4 separate regions of the Homo sapiens genome follow, and regions 2, 3 and 4 are each linked to region 1. The links are chromatin contacts, found by Hi-C in ENCODE. All regions are on one chromosome and are shown on one strand. The core of a region is the stretch at or near the end of the contact, and the rest is flanking DNA. Distances in the headings are between cores, read along the strand shown.

Region 1 (6,260 bases), core at 1,262-3,761:
GACACCTTTCAAATGTTCAAAAATTCTGTGTGGCTAGTGGCCAGCAGCTTGGACAGCTCATTCATAGACCACTTCCATTATCACAGAAAGATCTATTGCACAGTGCTAATCTCCACATTGCAATAATCATCTTTCTATGAAGATATACAAACACTATAAAGAGAAAAACAGGAAGGGAGAATCAAAGTGCAACACTCAGATGAGAGTCTTCTCAAGACGGCTTCTAAAGAACACAAAGGAATGAACAAAAGGAATGTTAAAATTTAATCTTGAAGTGTCAAACACTACTCCCAGTTAAAATCCGATATACTGTAGAATCCTTAAGATTTCCATTTAGCATATATCTCATGCTCTATAAATCTACCCTGGGCAAAGAAGTAGTCAATTTCACTTTCTTAATCATTAGCATCAGCATAAACAACTGGACTTCTCTATACCCTCTACCCCAAGTAAGTTCTGAGGGGTGGGGGGTGAGCATTTTTTTGTCTGTTTTGTGGACTGCACTATTCTCACTGCCTGGCTACATCACAAGTGCTTAACAAACATTTGTAGAATGAATGAATGTACCCACCTCCTAAGAACACACACCCAGCGTGAGGGTAAATATTACCATTTCCAAAACATAAAATTCCAGTGCCTTCTTTCAGATACCGAAGGTCCCAGGCTTCTTGCTGCCTTGGGCCTTTGCTGGGTGCCATTTCCTATTTCTAGAAGGCTCTTCCCATGATCTCCACGTGACTGGCTCCTTCTCCCCAGCAAGGCCTCATCACATGCTAGAGAAACCTTTGTGACCACTCTGATATGAAAGTGAGAACTCACCACTGGTCACTCTTTGTCAATCTAACTTACTGCTTCACAATACTCAAAAGTCGAATTAATCACTGTTTATTATTTATCCCTACACCTCTGGAATACAAACAGGAGCTACTTCTGGAATATAAACAGGAGAGAGATGACCTTGTCATCCTGTGTAATCTACAGTGCCTGGTGCATAGTAAATGCTCAAGGAATGTGAGGGTGCTCTGTCTACATAAGTATCCTCTGCAAAAACTACATTAACTGTATTCTTTGGCCTTAGCTCTTTCATCACTGACCTTTTGTACTACTTGGTTTTAGTTCACAATACCGAGGATTGTTTTTTTCATACTTTCACACATGAAACTTGCAAATTAAATGGAATCACAGCAAACTTCACTCAGACTTACTGTGAATATTTTCTATAATTTACTTTTCAATCATCAGCACTTAAAGTTTGGGGTCATAACCAAAATAAGGATTGATTTTGTTATCAAGAGCAACATAAGTAACATATCTGAGGAAAAATTATGATGTTAATCAGTTAATATGGTATCATATTAACCTCTACAGAAACTGTGAAGTTAAGAGCATAATTCTTAACTAGTCACGAGTCTGAGGCCAACTTCTCAAAGTAGCCTATAAGGCCTGTCCACAACACAAAACACAGTTTAACACCGTTATCAGCCTCTGCCCAGGTGTGCTCAGAGAACCTGCAGAAGAAATGTCCACTTCCAACATTATTAAATAGCACAGCATTTCATAATTACTTTCTTTTCTTCCAGATTCTGGGCAAGTTTTATATATTATATATAATTATAGTCAGAATACAACGATCTGAGGTAAACAAAAATTAACGTATACAGATAAGAGCCAAACAAATGTAAGAAATTTGTGGGAAAAAACACACAGCATTTGATCAGAAATGCAACTTTTTTTCTTTGTCTGAATTTAAAGAAAGTAACTAGAAAACAAGGTGGAGGAAATACTAGAAATATTTTATGTACGTTTAAAGGTTTTTATGTAAATTAATTAAAGGTGTATACTCAAAGAATGTCAAAGTATGTTAAAGTCATCAAGCCAAATTAAAAAAACAATACTACGATCCTCTGAATAAATAAACATACACGGTTCGCCTGCTACAGCCATACATTTTTCAGTTCCTCTATATTCGGGAAGTTTAGTGTGTTTTTCAATCCGTGAGTTGAAAAGAGGAAGAGGTCATTTGGTCGTGTCTGGATTCCTGAGCTGGGCCCCAGCCGGCTCTGGCGCCCTCCCCGGGGTGCGCTCCGCCAGCCGTGCGCCTCCGGAGCTCTGCCCAGGGGACCGCGGCGGGTGCGTGGCTGGGTAGGCCCACCTGACCACAGCCGCGCGCACCCGGAATGCGGAACGCGCCGCGCCCTTGCACCCGGCCGGGGGGCGTGGGGAGCCGCAGGCGCTCCGGGAGCTGGGGCAGTCCCGCCCTTCCTAGCCTCCCGAGTGCCTGCTGCAGAGCGCAGGGCGGCGGCCACCTGACCACGCGCACAAACAAGAAGGCGCAGCAGCCGCAGGGGCACCGCGCCTCCCTGTCGCCCGGCCAGGGAGCCCCCTCCCCAGGGTCCTCTTACCTGGACCTCCACGGCTCCCTCCTACACCTCCGACCGCCGTCACCCACCTACCCCGGAGCCCTCAGCTGCAATTCTCAGCTGATGGGCGGTGGCGTGGGGACGCCCAGTGCGCATGCCCGCAGCACAACTCAGGAAGAAGGCGGGGTTCACCCCTTTTCTATTGGCCCGCGGGGCTGAGTGACAGCGGCCCTCACCGCCCCTCCGGTTCCAAGCTAAGGAATGGGGGTATCAGCAAAATTGCAAGGGAGCTGTTCTTTGAAGCCTGACGTAGAGATGGTGAACGCCTCTTAGCCTGCGTGCAAAAAAGGACAGAATGGAGGACAGTTGTCTTCTTTATCTGGTGAAGCCAGCCTTCTTGCACGCGGGTCTTCACCCCGCCCCATTAGCTCTTGCCTGTCTTGTTTGCTAACCTTTAACTGCAGTAGATCGCGTTGACAGCTCTATCGAAAAATGCAAAGGCGAGTACACAATCCTAGCAGGAACAATGAAGGAATAAGTGAAGAGTCATCTCTGGGTGCTCACTTGTAAACAAGTTTTCCTAGTACATACAAGTCATTCTAAGCATTCCTGAAAAGCAGGGCGTAGTTTTCACAGGGTTTAAAACAAGCAGAGACAGTTCCAATGATAAATATGCAAATATATTGTAATTGTTAGATGAAAAGCATCAATTGCTACAAATGAAAGAAAGCCCTCTCCAAATTAATTAGAAGATAGATTGGCTTAGCCTTTGCCTATATTAAGGCAACACTATTTTCTAAAATGATTACCCGGATAGGTGATATCAAAAGTCCAGACGCACTTAGGTGGAAAAAAACAAAACCCAGGATAGAATTCTGATTGGAACTCACCAACACTAAGTGTGGAATGTTGTCTGCTTAAGAGAGATGGACAGAGAAAGAATAACCCTGAAAACGAGTAACCCACAAGATAGGAAATAAACCAGGAAAAGGTAAACTAGAGAATGAAGGAAAAAAGGAGGGAATTGTCCATGATGTCACCTGTTACACAAAGTTCAAGTAAATAAAGAACTGAAAGTAGTGCATTGTACTTGAGAATTAGGAAGTGGCTGGTGAACGTAGGAAGAAACATTTCAATCATTGAAGGAACACATGAAAGGATCTTACATCCATGTGAGGTTTAGTGCACTTTCCAAATACCCATTCATATTACCTTTGATAGAACTCTGGGCTCCGGGGAGGGAAGGTACAATGCACTACAGAAGAACCTGAGATTAAGTGGCCTCTTCAAGTTACCCTGATAGTTACTGACTATGCTGGGCCCAAAACTTAGCTGTCTGAGCCCTCATCTTGGGCTCATTCCAATTCCTTGTTTTAAAATATGTTATGAGTGGATTCCTTCCAGGTCTTTTGAAAACTTAGAATAAGATTTCATCCTTTGGTATTCAAATGGGAAAAAAAAGAATTATAGTCTAGACAAACTTGCAAAATTTAGAAGTATTAAGATAAATGAATTACTAAGAGTTCCTGACACAGTATTCCATCTGTGAATCTGGCTGCTACCAAGTTAAATTCAGCCAGGTGTCTTGAAAGTGGTAGGGCTTTAAAAGTCTCCTAATTTGATGAGTGATAATGTCACATCTCCCAAAATAAATCATTTCCATGTGCAGAAGTTACCTATGACTGAAAGCTTGTAATTTGGATTTTCAGAAATAGTAATTTGCGAGATTTGGGCCTTCTTGGAGAGATTTTGAAGGAAACCAGAAGTTGTTGAGTGGGGAATGTTATCTGCACACTTGTGGTGTCCTTATTAATATAAATACCATAAATACCTCCTATGTAACATCTCTCATGTAGGATGGAGAACTGTCCACTGCTGTATCTCCAGTGTCTGGGATAGCAATTCCAGGGAATAGAAGGAGATAATTGCTGGTTCATTTAATAGTTACTGAACTAAAAATATTTTTTACATGACCACTATGTGATCTTCTGGGAAAGCCAAAGAAGTAAAAGACGCATAAAGGTAAATAGAGCAAACAGGGACTTATTGGTAAGTGAGAAGGACAAGTTGACTTATGAAGGTTTGTTTTTATTTATAATACAGTGGGAAAACCACAACTGGTTTAAAAAATCTATGCTAGATTAAAAGGAAGCTTAAATTAATACTTAATAAACAAGAGTTAGTTCAGTTGTGCCTTATTGTTAAGCACCTTCCATGTCTCTCTACAGTCTACTTGTTTTCTGTTTAAGATCACACAAGTGCCTAGTCATATATCAAGCACAGAATTGATTTTGCCCTAGCTTTTGAACATGGAGGTAATAAACAGATATCCCGTGGAAATCTTACATGGGCCATTATAGCATGATGACCGGTATATTTGTTTCTAATTTTACCTCCTGATGACTGGTATTTTCGTTTCTAATTTTACCTCCTAAGTGTTGTTCATATGTGCCCTCTTCTCTCTGTCCCTCACGGTTGACATCCTGATCCACTGCAATAGCCTCCTTGTTGGATCTTCTATCTCCAGGTCTTCTCAACTTTATTATTGTCAAAGCCACCACTGAATATTTGAAGCTCTAATCTGAGAACTTTGCTCCAGGCTTCATGCCATTTCCATGATTGCAGCATTCCCTGAACTGTATTTCTTAAGAAAAAAAACCAAAATAATTAGATTGGGGAGAGCTGGGGAATTGTGTGGGTTGAAATAAGGAATCAGGGAATTGGTCTACAAAGAAATGTTTGGGAAACATATTATATTGCATTCTTGAAGATTCACAGAGCATATTTGTAAATTAAAGACGCTGAGAAGTGGTTCAGGAAAGAAACAAGTAAAAATTTCTTTTACCCAGTATTTTATGAGTGTATTTGATGGTGGAACTTGCCTGTAAAACTTTTAAATATGCATAATGGAAAACACTGCTCTCAAAATCAAGTCCAAGCCCCCTGCATATACACAGGGTGACCATATATTTAGTTTGCTAGGACAGCCCTAGTTTATGCTTGTTGTCCTGGCCGCCTGTCTTCTGAGCATGCCCTTTCATTCTCAAACGTGCTTCAGTTCAGATGATGCATCATATGGTCCCTATACATATAAGGACCACATGGTCTGATCCTGCCTTTCCAAGCATCAAAATTTATGCTTGGAATATGTTGGCTTAAATAACTCCTCTTTCTCTGTCTGCTCTCCCCTCCATCCCAGCAGCTAGCTCCCCAGTCACAAACCAGGGGTTTTCTTATTTCTGTGCTTCGCTCACGTAGTTCCCATTAGCTAGAAAACATTTTTTCTTCTCCCCCATGTTTTAAACGATTCTTTATTTTGGAATAATTTTAGATTTATAGAAGAGCTGCAAAGATAGTACAGCACTCCTGTATATACCTCACCCAGGTTCCCCTAATGTTTCCTTAATGTTAACATCTTACATAACCATGGTCCACTTGTCAAAACTAAGAAATCAGCATTGGTATAGCAGTACCAACTAAATTAGCTTGTATTCTCCCTGCTCCAGCTCTAGAATCAGTCATTTTACTATTAAGCACTTCTTCTTTTTATTGGAAAAAGCTATTTAGAAATCAAAGGCCAGGACCACCAGGCACAGTAGCATGGCTCACACCTGTAAACCCAGCACTTTGGAAGGCGAAGGCAGGCAGATCATTTGAGCCCAGAAGTTCGAGGCCAGCCTAGGCAATGGGGCAAAACCCTGTTGTGATGGTTAATACTGAGTGTCAACTTGATTGGATTGAAGGATGCAAAGTATTGATCTTGGGTGTGTCTGTGAAGATGTCGCCAACAGAGATTAACATTTGAGTCAGTGGGCTGGAGAACACAGGCCCACCCTTAATCTGGTGGGCACCATCTAATCAGCTGCCAGCAAATATAAAGCAGGCAGAAAAATGTGAAAA
Region 2 (6,260 bases), core at 1,036-3,535, 6.6 Mb before region 1:
GGTCTCCTAACTGTATGTGTGTGGCCATATGCACCCAATGGGGGTTTATATACAAATCAGCTTTCCACCGCTCCAGAACTTAGCCTGGAATCTCCAGTTCTGTATGTGCTTTTCCATAAGTTAATACATGTGTATGATATGAATCAGCACACTCTTATCTGTAGTATCCTTGCACACTGTGAAACCTGAACACTCTCATGCTGTGACCTTGCTCCTAACCATTCTTCATTAGAAAATTGTTAAATGTCTACCTCCATGCAAAGCACTGTGTTGCAGGATTATTTAGGAATCAGAAAGACCGAGGGGTTGAGGAGGATTTATTATTTAGGTGCACCGGCACAGTCAGATTAACATCCGCTGAGCCCCGAACAAAGGGTCAGGTTACCTTTTAAGCATTTCGTGGGCAGGGGGCAGTTGGGGGGAGATCTGTGCAGGGGGAAGCATATTACAGAAGTAAGAAAAATGACAGTTATTTAATTGAGATATGCATTACATAATTTCTTACTTTTCAAGGAAAAACATATTTTATGACTTGAGTTTATCTGTCTAGTGACTTTGCAGCTGCACAGCTAGAGAAACAGGGTCTTCACAATGCCTGGGAAAGGGAGAGATAAGGCTCACTAGCCACAGATAGAAAAACAGGCAGTTAATTTTTAAAGGACTCTACCTCTTTCTCCTCCTCAGGGGGAACTGGGTTTTCTTACATACAACTGAGTTTTTGCTTACATATTCTTTAATTCCTGTTCCAACTGTACTAGGCATTATGGAAGATTCACACACCCAATCTTGTTGCCAAGAAACATAATTCCTAGCAGGATAAATAAGTACATAAATAGCTATAAGATACAAAGAGACAAATCCTACAAGAGAAATATTGAAAACCTGTTATATGAATTTGCAAGAGGATGTGCTTATGTCAGTTTGGCTAAAGAAAATTTCATGAAGGAGGTAGCATTGGAGGGGTGGCTTGGAAGGTAGAATTTGGAGTGAAGAGATGGAAACAAGAATATTTGAGAGAGAACTGTGTGAATAAAAGCAGTGATGTGAAGGTGTAGTACAGGCATGGAAATTGTGAATACTAAAATTTGGCAAAACTCTAATGTATTGATTCTGAACTCTGCTTTGGGGTGCTGAAAGGCAGTGAAGCTATTGTAGTGGTTCCCCAAACTACGGGCCAACTACAAAAAGGAATGAAAAATGTCTTGAATGTATATGTACAACAATTCAAAACACATACAACCACTTTTTATTACAACATAAATCCATTAAAAATCATTACTGAATTCCCAATTTGTTATGTATTTTCTAAATCAGCAAATACCAAGGGTGTAACTACTATAGTGAGCTAGTCCAACAAATTTTTTGGTGTTAAAAAAGGAGTGCTGTATGTCAAAAAGGTTGGTGGGTTTTGGAGTTAGACAAACCTTGATCTTAAACTCTGTCACTATTAATTAGTTGTGTGGGACTGGGCAACTCTGAGTTTGGTCCTTCATCTCTAGAGCGGTGGTTATAAAACCAACCTTGCGTTTTTTGACAATTAGAGAAATATATGGCATGTTTTAGATGCTCAGCAAGTGGGAAGTATCACAAAACGAAAAGCTGAGGTCAAATCAGAGTCCACCTTGAACACCAAGCTAAGGAACTGGTACTTTTTCTTTGAGCACATAGTTACAGAAGGTTTTGTCTGAGTGACAGGAAAATCAATAAGTAAGTTAGAAGGTGATTGCGTTGGTCTAGGTGAGGCATTATGAGGCACTGGCATTGAATTTCTGGGATATTTCAGAGTATTGACTATAGGACTCCACATCTACTTGTATATGAGGAATGTGAGATTAAAAAAAAGGTCGCTAGTTTGATCTAACTGTGCTGTTAACAACAATAAAAAGTCAACAGAGATGTAAAGGTCAGTTTTGGACATTTTGAGTTTAAACTCCTACAATTATCGTGGCTGAAAAAGCAGCAAACATGATGTCTGTTGAAAACAAGGCTTTAGGAATTTTGCTCATTCTTTAAAAACCTACGAATTTTAAAAATCAAACTTTAAAAAACTTTTTGTTTTTTTTTTTAAAAAAACGGCAGCGTAATACAATATTTGGACACGCTATACTATGGGCTTTGAAGAACGCCTGTCCAGAACACCCAACAAGCTCCATTATGTCAAACGCTCCCGCGCCTCTGTGATGTCACCACGACGCGCTGGGCGCTCTGCGACTTGGCAGACGTCGTGCGTCATTACCAACGAGGCGCAGGGGTCAGGACGACTCTCGGCAGCGCCATTGCGCGCCCTCTAGTGGCAGCCGGTTTTGAGGCCGGCCTCCGGCTTTGAAGTTCCTCACCGCGTCTCCTTCCCTCTCCCCAAAGCCTGGATCACCGCCCAGCGTCAGGCGAGGGGCGACGTCTCGAGGTAAAACGGAGGAGGTGCGGGACGCGGAGACTGCGCGGGCCCGGTAGCCCTGGAGAGGCCGAGGCTCTAGGCCGCGAGGGGCGGGTGCAATGGCGGAGGAACAGGTGAACCGCAGCGCCGGCCTGGCCCCCGACTGTGAGGCCTCGGCGACTGCAGAAACTACGGTTTCCTCAGTGGGGACCTGTGAAGCCGCTGGCAAGTCACCAGAGCCCAAGGACTACGACAGCACCTGCGTGTTCTGCCGGATCGCGGGGCGGCAGGACCCGGGCACCGAACTCCTGCACTGCGAGGTGGGCGGCGACGCGCGGCCGGGGGTGGGTGAGGACCTGGCCGCCCCTCGGAGCTCCGGCAGGGAGGCCTCGCCGTTGTGGAGCGGGTGCAGAGGATCCCGATCGCTACTCAGCTCGCAGAGGCAGGGCCGCTCTGTGTGGATGGGGCTCGGGGAAGCTGGGGATACGCCCACTACGGGCCTTTCTGCAGGGTCCGGGTGCTGATGACAGACTCACTCCTAGGGGACTGACAGGCAGTGGCTCCAGCGGTATCTTTGCTGTTCCCAGGGGCAAAGAGTGAATGACAGGGCCGAATGCTTTGGCCTATGTTTGCAGGTACCCAGGTAGTTGGTACAAATAACATTTTGTGGCCTCTGCTTTTATTACAAGGATTCTTCTCCACCTTCAAGATACTGATTTTAAATCCTGCACACTCTAATACCGATACTGATGAGAAAACTAGTAGAAAATAGGTAATGATAATTGTGGAAAGCTGTTTGTTAGATTGGCAGAAAATAGGCTGGAGGGAGTGGGTCTGAGGTCAAACTATTATTGAATTGCCTCTGAATTCCACTGTCAGTTGGGATGCGTGGACATTTTCAGAGCATGAAGACTTTGCCCAGATATTTTTAAACGGATAATCTGGCACACACTTTATTCTGTTGGTTTTACTTGTCCATATAGAAACAACTTTTTGAGAGAATTAGCTCCAAAGATTGTGTCTTTTGTAGTAAACATTCCTTTATTTTTTAAAAAATAAATATAATTCCTTCTAAGCACCTTGTTTTGGAGGTTTTTGAGCAAGATAAGGGACAGTCTGTGTCCCGATTTTACAATCTAAAGGGCGGAATGTATACAGAGGAGGTAGCCAGTTACAATGCCTCGTGCTGTGGTCAGGTGATTTTACAGTATTTTGTAAGCTTGTGGGAGGAGCATCTAACCCAGCTCTGAAGAATTAGGGAAGGCTTTCCAGAGGAAATGAGACATGAAGAAATAAGTAGGAGTTGATCAGATGAGGAAATGGAGAGAATAATGTCCCAGGTTGAGAGACCCCCCGAGAGGTTCAGTTTGTGTGATAGAAAAACTAACAGAAATTGTCTAACTAGTGCATAGAGTTTGAGAGGATGAAAGGCGAGGCTGGAGAGGTAAACAAGGGACCAGATTATTAAGTGTGTTGGAAGTCATGTGAAGGAATTTGTCTTTATCTGAAGAGCAAAGTGAAACTTCACAATGTTTAATGGTGGGTTGGGAGGAAGATGTTGCGGAGTTATAGGAAGGGGGTTGATCTTTGAAAGGTCATTCTGGCATCATTGTGGAGAATGATTTGGAGGAGACCAGTCTGGAGGTATGGAGACCCGTTAGAAGGCTAGTAGATTAATCTACCCTGATGATGGCCTGAAATGAGAATGTGGTAGAGGAGATTATGAAAAGTATATCAATTTAAGGGATACAGTATTCAGGAGGTAAAACAGGGAGGACTTGATGGATACAGGTCAGTGATTCTCAACTGGGGGCAATTTTGCCCTCCCAGGGTACATTTTGCAATGTATTGAGATACTTTTGATTGTAACAACTTCTGGCACTTCTAGGGGTTGCTTCTGGGACCTAAATAATGGATAAAAGCCAGGGTTGCTATTAACATGGTACAGTGCACAGGACAGCACCCCCACCACCCCATCAACACACACACATAAAACAGGCTTATCCAGCCCTCAAAATGTCAGAAGTGCCAAGGTTTAGAAACCCTGATTTAGATATAAGAGGATAAGGAAATGAAAGAGGGTGAAGTCAAAGATGATTTCCAGGTTTCTGGCTAGGGTAAACTAGTAGTGGTGGTACCATTTCATTAAGCTCGGGAACACAGGAGGAGAAAAGATGGCCAGGGGAGTGGTGGGAGGTAGCAAAGCGATGAGTTGAGCTATGGAGTTGTGGAGTTTGAGGTGAGTTTGAGGCATCTAAGTAGAGATGTCTTTTAAATGGTTGGATAGTCTAGCACTCTGTAGAGGGATCTGTATCTCTAACCCAGATTACAGGAACTGTCGGTTTATAGATGGAAACTGAAAAAGAAGGGAAGCGATGAGATCACCCATGAGGTAAAAAGTGAAGGGGAGGCCTACACAGAACTCTGAAGAACACTAACATCATAAGGGACAGACAGAGGAAGAGGACCTGGAAAGGGAATAGAGAAGGAACAGAGAAATAGAAGGAACGCTGGAAAGGCTAAGAGAAGGGAGTATGTCAAAAAGAAAGGAATTGCCAGCAATGTCAGCAGCAATATTAGCCTGCCTTCATCCTCAAATCTGGGTTAGATGACCCTTGTATGTCCTTGCAGAGTCAGAGCAGGACTGGTTGTGTCCCCAAAGTGATGTTCATTGACCTTGAGGAGAGCAATTTCATGAAGTGGTGAAGCAAAAGGCAGATAGCAGTTGATTGAGAAGAACTTGGGAAAGGAAGGAGTGAAGACAGCAAATACAGACAACTCTCACAGGAATTTGGCAATCCAGGGGAGGAGGGAAAGGTAGTGGTAGCTACAGGAGAAGTTGGGGATTAAGAGAAAGCTTTTAAAACAGTGAAACCTTTTGTGTGTTCAAATCCCAGTGGGAAGATGCCTATAGAGAGAGGTTTAAAATGGCCCGGCGGGTAGAATGTTGACCCTGGGAAAGAGGAAACTCATTCCTCACTCTCTGTGTGCCAGGCACTGTTGGAGGCATGGGGATACAGCCGTAAACAAAACATGCAAAACTCCTTGCCCTTGTGGAGCTCACATTGTCGTTGCAGAAAAGGATAATAAGCAAAACAATAAGTAAAATTTATAGTTTATTAGATGGCAGAAAATAAAGAGGAAGGGGATGCAGTTTTAAAATTTTAGTCAGGAAAATCTGCACTAAGCAGGTGACATTTGGGTTAAGCCTTGAAAAAGGAGAAGGAGCAATTATATGGTTATATGGTTATTTACAAGTAAAAGGTTTGAAGTAGCTCCTGTGAAGGCTAGGAGAGAGAATTAGGGAAACAAGGATTGTTGTACAGCGGGTCACGTGAGGTTGAGGACATTCAATTTCAGGTCATACCAGTCTGCTTAGTTGTGTGATTTTCTTCCCACTTTCCAGCAGCAGCCAAAGGCTGAGATTACACAAGGTAGGCAGTTGTATTGACCCAGGGTTGGGATTTTGCCATGTGGTTGTTATAGAAGTGTAGTGAGACACAGTTAAGAAGTTATGGAGCCGGGCGCAGTGGCAAACGCCTGTAATCCCAGCACTTTGGGAGGCTGAGGCAGGCGGATCACGAGGTCAGGAGTTCGAGACCAGCCTGGCCAATATGGTGAAACCCCATCTCTCCTAAAAATACAAAAATTAGCTGGGTGTGGTGGCAGGCACCTGTAATCCCAGCTACTTGGGAGGCAGAGGGAGGAGAACTGCTTGAATCCAGGAGGTGGAGGTTGCAGTGAGCCAAGATCGCGCCGCTGCACTCCAGCCTGGGTGACAGAGCAAGACTCTCTCTGGGGGGGGGGAAAAAAAAAGAAGTTAGGGCAAGCAAGTGGCTGAAGTGGTAGACCATGGAATATATGCTGAATAGGAGAAGGAAGTAAA
Region 3 (6,260 bases), core at 2,772-5,271, 5.4 Mb after region 1:
ACAGGGATAGTGGATTTTCTGACAAGTTTGAGATGTCAGCATCGCACGCTTTCAGGCAAAGTGCAACAGAAGGAACTGTACTTGTCATTACACCAACTGCCTCCTTCCCAGTGGAGGGTCTTTGATCCTGGTACTATGACTCACTGGGTCACTAAGGACTTCAGTTGTCCCTCCACCATGGTGGGTCTTGGGTTTCTCCATTCAGTCCAGATAACACATGTAAAGGATCTGAGGTCCCTAGATAAGAAGCAACATTCAGTAGAATTTGGCATTCATAGGATGATGAAATTTATGACATCATTATCCCAGTTCTCACGGTTATAATCCACAGAAAGCTTCTCTTTATTCTCAGAACTAGCCCTTGTAGTGGCCTTGAATGTGCAAACGTTACCCTTTAGTAATGTTTGAGGCAGAATTTGAAAATCTGAAACATGATTCAAAGCTACCCTACAATAACTAAGCTGCCATAGTTACCTAAGGCTGCTTCCCAATATGTTTTCTATGAATCTGCCTTTCCAATAGAGCACAGTGCAGGGAAAAGGGGAGGGGGCAATTGTACAAAAGACACAAAAGGTCCAGTTTTAGTTTGGCCCATGACTGCCATGCCCTGGAATTCTGTACAGTCTCAGAAAGAGAGTGTCACTGATTATTAAAAATACATAATTTCTTCTTTTTTATTTTTTTAATTTTTAGAAACATGGGTCTTACTATGTTGCCCAGGATAGACTCAAACTCCCGGACTCAAAGGACCCTTCCCTCTCAGCCTCCCGAGTAGCTGGGACTGCAGACGCATGCTAATTAACAATCAACAACCAGGGGCCAGGCGCGGTGGCTCACGCCTGTAATCCCAGCACTTTGGGAGGCCAAGGCGGGTGGATCACGAGGTCAGGAGAATCGAGACCATCCTGGCTAACACGGCGAAACCCCGTCTCTACTAAAAATACAAAAAATTAGCCGGGCGTAGTGGCGGGCGCCTGTAGTCCCAGCTACTCGGGAGGCTGAGGCAGGAGAATGGCGTGAACCCGGGAGGCGGAGCTTGCAGTGAGCTGAGATCGCGCCACTGCACTCCAGCCTGGGCGACAGAGCAAGACGACGTCTCAAAAAAAAAAAAAAGAATCAACAACCAATCAACTGTTGCTGATTCTTGATTAAGAAAGGCTCATGAAATATGTTTGAGCTCAGCAGGGTCTCCTCTCACTTGTCACACGTGGTGCTCTCTTTCATCAGGTTCTTCCTGCTCCCCCCATCTGGGCAAGCACATCTTTTTTACTGCATGGTACAGGGATACAGGCTGCAAGCACAGTCTCACGGGAACCGTTTAATTCCAAGAGGTCATGTGTGCTCATTTTACATAGTTCATGACCCATAAACCCCAGCATTGGTGTCAAAATGGCACGTAACTTAGGAACTCTCCAAAAATATTTCACATAATCAGAATTCCTTTTTCATCTAATAAGGAGACATATTTTTTCTCCTAAGTGTCTACTAAATGTTAATAAATATTCTCTTCTTTAAAGAGTTCTGTCCATCTTGACAAGGCCTATAGCTCAAATTAAATCTCCTTCAAGGCTTTTCAGCATTCTATATCTCTTTGGTTTCAACTTATTCAACAAATCTCCCCAAATTGTATTTCTCCTTTTTTTCATAAGAAGGCATTCCATCTATACTCTCTCCTTCTCTTCTTTTCTTTCCTTCTGATTCACCAAGAAAATTGTCATTGGTCTTGTCCATGTGTTACATAATAGAAGGGGAAAAGGCAAGGGTACAGCCCAACACAGCGCTGATTTAGAAGGTGGAAAGGACAGTAAAGACCGCCTGGTGGTGGGAGTGGCAATTCACAAGCCCAGCAGTAGAATCATGGAAAGTGGAGTTCGAACATAATCCAGGGCTATAGACCACTCCTGCATCTGACTGCTATTACCTTGTCACAAATCCTGGCAGGCAAGATGACAAAGCAGTTACATCAGGACAGTTGGCAGTGGCAGGTATGAACGTGGCCCCTCAGGCTTGTCACTCCTCTTTACTGCACTCCCAGTTCATGACACCAGACAGCAAGACATGAGCCAGATAGGGGCAGTGGAAGCTGCAGGAGGATTGAAGTCATGGAGCCAGAGATGAGAGGAAACAGGCCAACTCTGTTTACAAAGGAGCACCAGCAGGAGAGTGGTGTGAGGATTAACATTCCATGCAGGGTCTTTCAGATACATGATCTTCTTCTGCCAGCTCAACTGAAACCCAGGAGGTTTCCTGAAGGTGAAACCAAGACCCTTCTACCTCTGAAGCCGCATTCTGTCTAAGGTCCGTGTTTGGCTGTTTTGAGAGGCTGGGAGACAGGACACCAAAAGAGTACCTGTCTCACAGGATCTTTCCTGAGAGGAATGGTCTAGTAAGACTGGTCATTATGGGCTTTGGAGTAACACAGGCTTAATGCCACTGGCGACTCTGCCCCTTTTGGTTGTGGAAACTGGGCAAATGCCTCAAGCTTCTTAACCTTCATATAAAAAGCATATATAAGCATATAGCAAGTACTTGATAAATGTCATTTTAGACCCTGTCATTTCTGCTAGCCCTGGACTCCAGCAAGGTCCATTTACAATGGATAGCTGACTATCCATTGTTTGAATGTTGATAGCACATTTGTGAACAAGAAGAGAGGACAAATAACAAGAGGTTTGGAACTGGAAGAAATTCCAGCCATCGGTTTTAAAAGACGAGGACCAGTCTTCAGAGAGGCCACTAGTGACACTCTGCTCCAAACTTCTTTTTGCCAAAAAAGTGCCACCCTCCATCCAGCCCCCACCCCCATCTCTGCAAGTCCTTACTGGCGAGAGGAGGATACTTTTCTAATTAAAAACCTGTGATATATGGCCTGACAAGTATTCTTAAATGTAATTAAGGGGACCATAGTACAGAATATTTCCATCCGGTTCTAGTTTAGCCAATCTAGTAAATGATCCAAAGGGTCCCGTGCTTAGAGGGCAGTAAGACAGTAAAAACGCCCTAAGACTCCTCCCTGCACAGCACCTGCACCCCCACTGCCCAGGGGGCTGCATCCATCTCCACATGACTCACCCTCCCTGTGCAACGCATGGGGGTAGGGAGGGAAGCGCCAGTATTATCAGCCATCAGCACCCTGGGGTGAACTGATTATCAGGACAACTAAAAACACACCTAATAAAGCCTTGGAGACACATGGCAAGCACCGTGATGGACTAGAAGCGATTTCTAAGCTGAAATGCTGCTTTGAATGCAATGTCAGCTGGATGCTTGGTGAGCAGAAATAGACAAGGGGAAATGGAGCAAGCGCGGCATAGGGGTGAGTGTTGTTCTGATTCCTAAGTTTACCTAAGACTGGGGCCACGGGGTCGGGTGTCCCCTGGGACCTACGTCTCATGCAGCCTGGGGTCCAGAGCTGGCAGGAACAATGGAGATGGGGACCAAAGGCTGTCACCGCTGCTTTTTCTCGAAATGCCCGCCCGGGTCCTGTCTGGGGCTCCCGCCTACGCGCTCATCACGTGCACAGCCCAAACTTTTCAGAGCCGGCCCGAGGCCTGCGGGCCCGGGCGCCAGGGTGGTTTTTAGGGTTTTCTTTCTTTCTTATTTCCCTTCTTCTTCTCCACAGTTGATGATTTTCTGCAGAAAAACAACTGCGAAAAAGAACCTATTTCATTTCCAGTTCCCATCACCGCGATTTCCACATGGATGTGACGTGACCCCAGCTTCCGAAATGCCCAGGTGACTCACGCGGGGACACCCCGGGGCGGGGCGAGGGAGTTTCTCCGGGCGCCTGCAGGGACCGGGCGGGGCGGGGCAGCGGGGCGGGGCAGGGAAAGGGGGCGGGGCGGGGCCCGCAGGCCCGGTCGGGCGGAGGCCGCGCGCGCCCCTCGCCCCCTGCGCCCTCTGGCGGCCGGCTGGACGCACTTCGCAGCCCGACCCAGAGAGTCACGTGACTTTGGAAAGTCCCGTGGAAATCCCCGGGCCTACAACCCGCATACAACTGAAACGGGGCAAAGCAGACTGCGCAGTCTGCAGTCTTCGTGGCGGGCCAAGCGAGCTTGGAGCCCGCGGGGGCGGAGCGGTGAGAGCGGCCGCCAAGAGAGATCACACCCCCAGCCGACCCTGCCAGCGAGCGAGCCCGACCCCAGGCGTCCATGGAGCGTCGCCTCCGCCCGGTCCCTGCCCCGACCCCCGCCTGCGGCGCGCTCCTGCCTTGACCAGGACTTGGGACTTTGCGAAAGGATCGCGGGGCCCGGAGAGGTAACCGCCGCGCCTCCCGGAGAGGTAACCGCCGCGCCTCCCGGAGAGGTAACCGCCGCGCCTCCCCGTGCCGTCTGCCTCGGGCTCACCGCAGTCAAGGGCTGCGGGTGCATGTTGGGCAGCGACCCCCGGGCTGGCACCGTCTACCTGGCGTTGGTTTTGCAGCGCTCCTGGACTGGGAGTTTGTTGGACGTTTCTGTCTGGGTTTTGAAGTGCTGGGAGTTGAGGTCACTGCTGCAGAGGTTGGAGTGACAGCCCTGGATACCTCCAGCCAGCTGTTCCTTTCAGATAATGCACGGAACTTAAGCTGCAGCTGACTGGTGAAGAGGCGCCCCTCGGGCCCTCCGATCGGGTGGTCGTTGGCGCTTTGCTCCTTTCGTGTCTTTTTTGGAGCCAAGCGTTGCATGCTCATGGCCACGTAGACCTTGCAGAAGCGCTGCGGCTTTTTCCCAAATTGTGCAGGACCAGCCCGACGGGGCGTAGGGTACCGCAGTGGCCGCCAGCCCGGCGGAGGTGGGGGGCTTCAGTCCCAGAGACAGCTTCCCAGACGCTCACGGGTCCTTGCAGGGGGCTGGGGTCCTGGCGCGGGGTTCAGCTTTTCCAGTAGCAGCAGTGTAAGAGAAGTATGCATGTAGACGTGGGTCGCTGGCCCCTGCTCCAGCCCCTACCCCACGGTTAGACTGTCTTTGTCAGCTGGAGTCGTCCCACATCCTGCCACCTGGCCTCTCAGAAAAGCAGTGGCATTAAGTAAGGAAGGAGCTTAACTCTTTTTGAGCCCGCTTTGTTTTCGGTTCTCCTCGCCTCAGATCTTCTTGCCTTGGAAAGCCAGTCTGGTCAAGTGTCTCAGGGTAGCATTTTGGCAGAACCATTGTTAATTAAAGGGACTTCTGGACCGCAACCTTAATGTACCAGATTATTGAGCAGCCAATGAATGCTTCATTCTCATTGTTTAAGGTGCTGCTTTGATTTTTTTTTCAATTCTTTGTACTATTTTTGATTTTTTGGAGAGGCACATCCCCAAATTTGGATGAGGTATTTGTTGATAAATAATTCATCAATTTCCACAATGCAGACAAAAATGTCTGCCCAGAGTGGAAAAATAAAACAAGGGGGAGAAGAGTTTGAGTAACGGAGAAGTTCTGTGGAATCCTAGTGACAAAAGTTGAGAAACTACCTTTAAATAAGACAGTGAGGTAACAAATGTTAAAAAAAAAAAAGTTAAGGGTAATATTGCATTGTTTGCCACTTATAACGTATCTGAAACATTTGTTCTTTAATCTTAAGCGTAGAGTGGTCCAAGACCTGGAAATCTGGGCAGTGGGTTTTGATTTCTAAGGAGGCAGTTTTACAGGCTGTGCAAGGCTAACCCTACCAATGAGATCACACTGGCGTATCCGATATTGACATTTGCATGTCTTGCCTATGGTTTACAGCTCTCACTATTTTAGATCTTTGGTGAAAAATCTTTAGATTCAGAAGAGAAAAATAAAAGAGTCAGGCAAGCAAAAAGAGATAACACCTCATTTGTTTAAAATCTTCCTACTGCCCATCTCTTTCCATCTGATTGTGGCAGGCACTGTAGCCACAGGTTTGGTGTTGTGGGATTGCAAGGGGCAGGTATTGAAAGACCTGGCTCCTAGGCAAAACTTTGCCCCTGAATGGCTGTGGGATCTGAGCAGTACCTGTAACTCCATTGCCTTAGCTGCAGACTAAGGTGGTAGTGTAATTTCAGGGAAGGGAATAAGGTCATCTTTGACTTTTAGTCCCATCATCAAGCATGGTGATTGGCCTTCAGTAGGTGGTCAGGTAGTGCTTGTTGGGTGGATGGGTGGATGGATGGATAGATGGATGGATGGATGGATGGATGGATGGATGGATGGATGGACGGACGGACGGACGGACGGATAGATGATATTGTGAAAGAGACTTTTGCTGTGCCACAAAGGAAAGGTATATGTGTTATTTTTATCCTGCTATGATTTTGCCCAATTCCACCTGTAGAG
Region 4 (6,260 bases), core at 1-2,500, 5.2 Mb before region 1:
GTTTCAATGCCATGCTTCTTCACAGGCTGGCTTCCCTTCCTGGAATGTTAATCATTGCAGGAATCCCAGCTGATTATACAGTCGCCTTTCAGGCCAGAACCCAATAAAAAATCAAGAAAGGATCGCCCGTTCTATTACTGCGCTGCTCCCTCCCCTCGTAGATTTCACAAATATACTTCTCACCACAAGCTTGTCTGTTCCAAGAGAATGCTAGCTCTTCTAAAGAAGGAGCCCTTTGTTTTCCTTGCCCTTGTCCAGTTCCTCTGCATACCTCTAGCACCTAGAGCAACAACTGCTATACAGGAGCCCAGATGTGGAACAGAGCAAAGAACTGAGTGTTGATTTAATGTTGCCTGAAGTCCTTAACAGCACCTTCAACCTAAACTTAACTGTGTTTTTAATCCCCTACACGTGTAATCCCTGTATGTGTGCGCAGCGTTAAAAGGATTATTGTAGCTCAAAAATTCTCCAATGAAAGAACCTCTACCAGAAAGGAGTTGCTCATCTTTCGTTCTTGAAAAGTTGGCTGCACGATACAAGTAAGAAAAGTTTTAGTTAGGCAAGACAACTTATACATAAAAGACAATTATAGGGAACATTACCTAACTTAGCACAGGGCCTCGAATGTATTCCGAAATTAAATCAGCATGTAGAAAGCAAGCCTCCTCATGCTTTTTAAAGTGTAATCTCGCGACCTCGCGGCGCGCTCTGGGAAGACCGATTCATCTCTTCCCCTCGCCCTCTTTCCCCGGCCGGCGCACAGCCGGCCCGTGGCGCTCGGCACCGCGTCTCCACGTCCAGCGCGGGGCAGGCCTGCGCGGCGCTTGCAAGGGACAAGCCGCGGAGCCGGGGAGGCTCGCCGTCTGGGACACGTTTGGAGAAGCGAGCGGTACAGTCCATTCCACGGCGACATTTTAGGATTCTCCCACTGACAACACTAAACTGAAGCGCTAAGACCAACCCTTACGACCACTTACCGTCGCAGGCCACGGTGGTGACTTCCTTTTCCGCTCCCCTACACACGCTTTTCCGTTTTGCGTGCCTTTGTTTCCGCTCCCCCCGGGACCATCGTGCGCCCCTGTCCTCCGTTCTTGTAGGTCCTCTCCTCTTCTCCGCGTCTTCTCTTTTACTATCCCACGCTCTCCTTTCCTTTCTCCGGGAACTTTATCCCGTTCCCCTGCCGGTTCCCGTGACCCCGGAAATCCCGCTCCTGCCGCGAGGCGCCCTCCGCTTCGCGCTCCCTCGTGTCACGAGGGAGCCAGGGTGGGCGGTCTCCTATTGTACTTGGCTTTTGAATTTTCGCTTTTGCAGCACAAAGGTAGGGCTGGGAAAGGAGGCTGCCGAACCGTGCTTGTTTTCGCTCAGATAAACGTGAGAAAAAGTGGAGGTGAGGAAGCCAGTGTAGGCAAATAGCGAGAGGGGAGAAGACAGAAAGGTACCGAAGGTCGACCTTTTTTAGGTATCTTATCCAAGTTATTGAGGGGAATGGGTATTTAGCCAGTTTTTTGTTTGTTTGTTTTTATCCGAATATCCAGTGTGTGTCTTGAATGTGTGAATGTGACGTGTTTATAAAGCTCAGTAAGCTTAAAATTCCGTGCCAATACATTTTGTATGCCGCAGACAGGAAGTGCTTTGGAAGACCCTTGAAAGGGGAGGTGATTTTACACCAATATTGAGATCATTTTGTCAGAGTCGTGGGACTAAAGGTAGACCTTAGGTAGTCGATGTCAAAGATAAGCGCAGCTGGACGTTAAAGCGGTGAAAACATTCAGTTAACTACTGACAGGAAAGAGCTGAGCTCTATTTCGATTCGTGCAGAGATCATCTGGGCATTTTTAAAGGGACGTTTTAAAAGGAGAAAGGGGATATGCGGGCGCTCAGTAGAGAAAGTGAACCTACAGAGTTGTTAGTGTAAATGTGATTAGGCCAGCTGTGTGTTTGTGTGTGCGCGCGTTTTAACAGTTACCGCAGGATTCTATCCTCCTACGGAGGATTTTATCCTTCTCGATTACATTTCAAAGGAATGACTCTCTGGTCCTTGAGAGAGAACTTCTGAGTGGCAAGAAATAAGTCTTTACAATTGCAAGCCCTTTAGTAAACGTTCTAAGAAAGGGATGTCAGAGACCTATCATCAGTTGTGTGCTGGTTACATCACGTAGTTAAGCTTTCTGAGGCAGTCGCCCTGGGCACAGGGCCTTATGCTGCTAAAGCTTGCTAGAGTTTGGTCAAGTCTCTGAACGCAGGGGTTTAGATGGGATGGTCATGTTCCTGGAGTTCTGCAGTGGTCATAGGTATGATTTGAATAAGTACAGGGAATATTCTAGTCGGAGGAACAGAATGTGCCAACGCGCCGAACAGGGAGGATAGTTTTACGATACGGAGATGTGTATGATAGGGAATAAGTGGGAGCCCAGTTTGGACTAATTGGAAGAAGTCATTATTAGAAGTACTGTATTTAATTCTAGTTTGTTATAAAATGAGACTCCAAGATCACTGAGCCATTTCACTGAGACTCCAAGATCACCCCAATGCTAGGCTAATCTCCATGGCGCCTAGATCTATGCCCACTCCATTCCCCATGTTGGTCCCCATAGTTTCAGGCACCAGGCTCCAACACCAGGTTGGGCCCTACAGCCCCAGTCTCCAGGTTGGCACCAGTGGATATAGGCTTTAGGTCCACTGACTGCTGGTCCCTACAGCCCCAGGTTCCAGTGAACCCAGGTTCCAGGCCTGCTCCAACAAACCCAAGGTCCAGGTCTACCCCAGTAGACCCTGGCACCAGAACTACCCCAGAGGGCCTAGCCTACAGGCTACCACCCACAAACCCAGCCTCCATGATGGCCTCTGAAGAATCAGGCTTTAGGTCTTCCCCAGCACCAGACTAGACTGCTAGACTGATGTTCCACTTTTGTCCCCATGGACCCAGGCACCAGGCCCATCTGAGAGGTTTCTTCAGTTTTATTTTTCAGTAATAACTTTCATTCTTCTTTCTCAGTGATAACTGTAGTACTCAGTGGGCTTTCTATTTCTGGCTCCCATTTTCCATCTTTCTTTTTAACACTTTGGGAAAATATCCAAGTTAAACTCTATATAGTGGGGTAGGTGGACAATGAAAGATAAGTAAATACATAATATGTATAATCAACGGAGTGAAAAGACAGCCTGCAGAATGGGAGAAAATATTTGCAAACTATATATCTGACAAAGGGTTAATATCCAGAGTATATGAAGAAGTCAACTCAATAGCCAAAAAAAAAAAAAAAAAAATCCAATTTAAAAATGAGCAAAAGGCCTGAATGGACATTTCTCAAAAGAAAACATGATGATGACTAACAAATATATGAAAAAATGCTCAGCCAGGCACAGTGACTCACACCTGTAATCCCACACCTTGGGAGGCCAAGCAGGTGGATTGCTTGAGCCCAGAAGTTCAAGACCAGCCATGGGCAACATGGCAGAACCCTGTCTCTACAAAAAATCACAATTGGCTGGGCAATGTGGCATACACCTATAGTCCTAGCTACTCAGGAGCCTGAGGTGGGAGGATCACTGGAGCCCAGGAGCTTGAGGCTGCAGTGAGCCATGATCACACCACTGCATTCCAGCCAGGGTGACAGAGCAAGACTCTCAAAAACAAATACATACATTTTTAAAAAATTAAAAATAAATAAAAATAATCATAGGGGAAATGCAAATCAAAACCACAATGAGATATCACCTCATACCTGTTAGAATGGCTATTATCAAAAAGACAAAAAATAACATGCCCATGCATATGTGGAGAGAAATACTTATACACTGTTGGTAAGAATGTAAATTACTGGCCAGATGCAGTGGCTCACGCCTGTAATCCCAGCACTTTGGGAGGCTGAGGTGGGCGGATCCCGAGGTCAGGAGGTCAAGACCATCCTGGCCCACATGCTGAAACCCCTTATCTACTAAAAATACAAAAAAATTAGCCAGGCATGGCAGCACATGCCTGTAGTCCCAGCTAAACCTGGGAGGCAGAGGCTGCAGTGAGCCGAGATCACACCACTGCACTCCAGCCTGGGTGACACAGCGAGACTCCGTCTCAAAAAAATAATAAATAAACAAAAGAATTTGAATTACTCTAGCCATTATAGAAAACAGTATAGAGGTTCCTCAAAAAATTAAAAACAAAACTGCCATATGATCCCACAATCCCACGCCTGGGTATATATCTGAAGGAAGTAAAATCAGTATGTTGCAGAGATATCTGCACTCTCATGTTTATTGCAGCACTGTTCATAAGAGCCGAGATATGGAATCAACCTAAGTGTCCATCAGTGGATGAGCGGATAAAGAAAATGTGGTATATACATACAATGGAATACTATTCAGCCATTAAAAGGAATGAAATCCTGTCATTTGTGGCAACATAGATGGACCTGGAGAACATTAAGTGAAATAAGCCAGGCACAGAAAGACAAATATCACATGATCTCATGCAGGTGTAGAATCCAAAGAAGTTGATCTCATAGAAGTGGGAAATAAAATGGTGGTTATCAGAGGCTGAGAAGAGATTAATCAGTGGGTACAAAGTTACAGTTAGGAGGAATAAATTCTGGCGGTCTATTGCACAGTAGGATGACTGTGGTTAACAACATTGTTTCAAAATGGCTAGAAAAGATTTTGGTTGTTCTCACTACAAAGAAATGGTAAATACATGAGGTGATGGTTTTGCTAAATAACATTAAAATATCACCATATCCCATAAATAAGTAAAATTGTTATGTGTCAAAAATGAAACAAAAATATATAATGTTGGGGGGTATTAAGTGCTATGATGACAAGTAAAGCAAGTTTGGCATAATTTTGGGAGTTGGCATATTAGGTTAAGGTAAAGCCAGTTACTTTTGTTATGTTTATGAATTCCTAGGCCTCTTGACAAACACTGAGGTTCTCAAACATTGGCAAACACAAGTCACATTAGGTAAACATACAAATTCTTGGCCTTAGTTCCATATATTTTATTCTGAACAAATAGCCCTTAAGTCAAAATTGAGAAACAATGATTAGTAATAAGTTTTTACACTTCAAGTATTTCCTCATTCTGAACAAAGGATGTCGACATGTATTTACACACTTGAATGTTTCAACACTACCGTGTGATGTGATTTTACTTTTTTTTTTTTATATATTTCAGCTTTGAGTATCATGTATTCTATTTTCAATCTGTTGTTTGTGGCCTAGACTCAATGCAATAAGTTTTTAAGGGGTTTTCTCTCTGAAGCACAAAATACCTTTTTACTCTAAAAAGCGGGGATGGGAAGAAGATAAACCAGACTCAGATATTATGATTTTCTTCACTTGTCCCTGGTATGAGTTTTATGAAAACATTTGTAACCCAATCACAGCTATCTTTCCCCTGAAACAACACGTGCTTTAGACTGAATTGGTTATAGTTCTAGGTATGAGAAAGAAATATCAAAATGTTATACCACAATGTATATCATTTATTGTTGCATTATATTCTATCATGATAATTTTTATTAATGTAAGCTTATTGAGTTCAAATGCCTTGTTAGCCTTATTTTTCCTCCTTCCCATCCTTTCTTTTTTTCCTCCTCGGTTCTTTCCTCTCTTTATTTCTTTTGAGAATGTAGTTAAATTTTTTTCTTAAAAAATGCCATAGAAAAAAATACTAGAATGAATATCTCATGCTGTTAATAGTTATCAGTAGTAACTTGGGGGAATGTAGTGTTTGTTTTGTTAGTTAAATATACTTGGTTTTCAGATTTCTCAAAATGAATGAGAACACTTAATAACATGGTAAAATGTTGAAACTATAGTATTACTTTCAAAAAGGCTATCTAGAATGGAAGAAGGGTGATGTCAGAAAGATGGCAGTATAGCACTTCCCAGTACTTGTCCCTTCACAGAAACATCTATTTGAACCACTATCCTTTTTTTTTTTTGAGACAGAGTCTTGCTCTTGTTGCCCAGGCTGGAGTGCAATGGCGCAATCTTGGCTCACTGCAACCTCCGCCTCCTGGGTTCAAGCAACTCTGCCTCAGCCTCTTGAGTAGCTGGAATCACAGGCACACGCTACCACGCCGGCCAATTTTTGTACTTTTAGTAGAAACGGGGTTTTGTCATGTTGGCCAAGCTTGTCTTGAACTCCTGGCCTCAGGTGATCCACGTGCCTCAGCCTCCCAAAGTGCTGGGATTACAAGCGTGAGCCACCACGCCCGGCCTGAACCACTATCCTTTTATGAAGACACCTTCACATGAACTGA

The links. A loop is a pair of places that touch in the nucleus more often than their neighbours do. Pooled maps may share reads with other maps.
Region 2: a loop to region 1 is called in a pooled map, with 7 times the contacts of the local background. The contact joins the promoter of HINT3 here to the promoter of STX7 in region 1. A Hi-C loop is called at or near these places in 3 of 50 pooled maps.
Region 3: a map of B cell shows a loop between it and region 1 (11-fold over the local background). The contact joins the promoter of TNFAIP3 here to the promoter of STX7 in region 1. A Hi-C loop is called at or near these places in 1 of 168 maps with a recorded cell type or tissue (B cell) and 1 of 37 single-sample maps with no recorded cell type.
Region 4: a loop to region 1 is called in a pooled map, with 6 times the contacts of the local background. The contact joins the promoter of ECHDC1 here to the promoter of STX7 in region 1. A Hi-C loop is called at or near these places in 8 of 50 pooled maps.

Annotation. Positions count from the first base shown.
Region 1 is chr6:132,510,605-132,516,864 of GRCh38, forward strand. It overlaps STX7 (syntaxin 7), which reads right to left and starts at 2,512. Exons shown (of 10, transcript NM_003569.3): 1 at 2,403-2,512. RefSeq lists enhancers at 1,760-2,261, 2,619-2,818 and a silencer at 1,979-2,468.
Region 2 is chr6:125,954,485-125,960,744 of GRCh38, forward strand. HINT3 (histidine triad nucleotide binding protein 3) reads left to right here and starts at 2,286. Exons shown (of 5, transcript NM_138571.5): 1 at 2,286-2,694. The coding sequence starts at 2,494. RefSeq lists enhancers at 2,299-2,398, 3,459-3,508 and a silencer at 2,569-2,788.
Region 3 is chr6:137,863,238-137,869,497 of GRCh38, forward strand. TNFAIP3 (TNF alpha induced protein 3) reads left to right here and starts at 4,022. Exons shown (of 9, transcript NM_001270508.2): 1 at 4,022-4,305. It overlaps WAKMAR2 (wound and keratinocyte migration associated lncRNA 2), which reads right to left and starts at 4,996. Exons shown (of 4, transcript NR_049793.1): 1 at 4,405-4,996; 2 at 3,346-3,647; 3 at 1,922-2,083. RefSeq lists an enhancer at 3,559-3,698 and silencers at 3,779-3,918, 4,159-4,328, 4,469-4,568.
Region 4 is chr6:127,342,359-127,348,618 of GRCh38, forward strand. ECHDC1 (ethylmalonyl-CoA decarboxylase 1) reads right to left here and starts at 1,251. Exons shown (of 6, transcript NM_001002030.2): 1 at 978-1,251. RefSeq lists enhancers at 536-1,409, 2,284-3,157.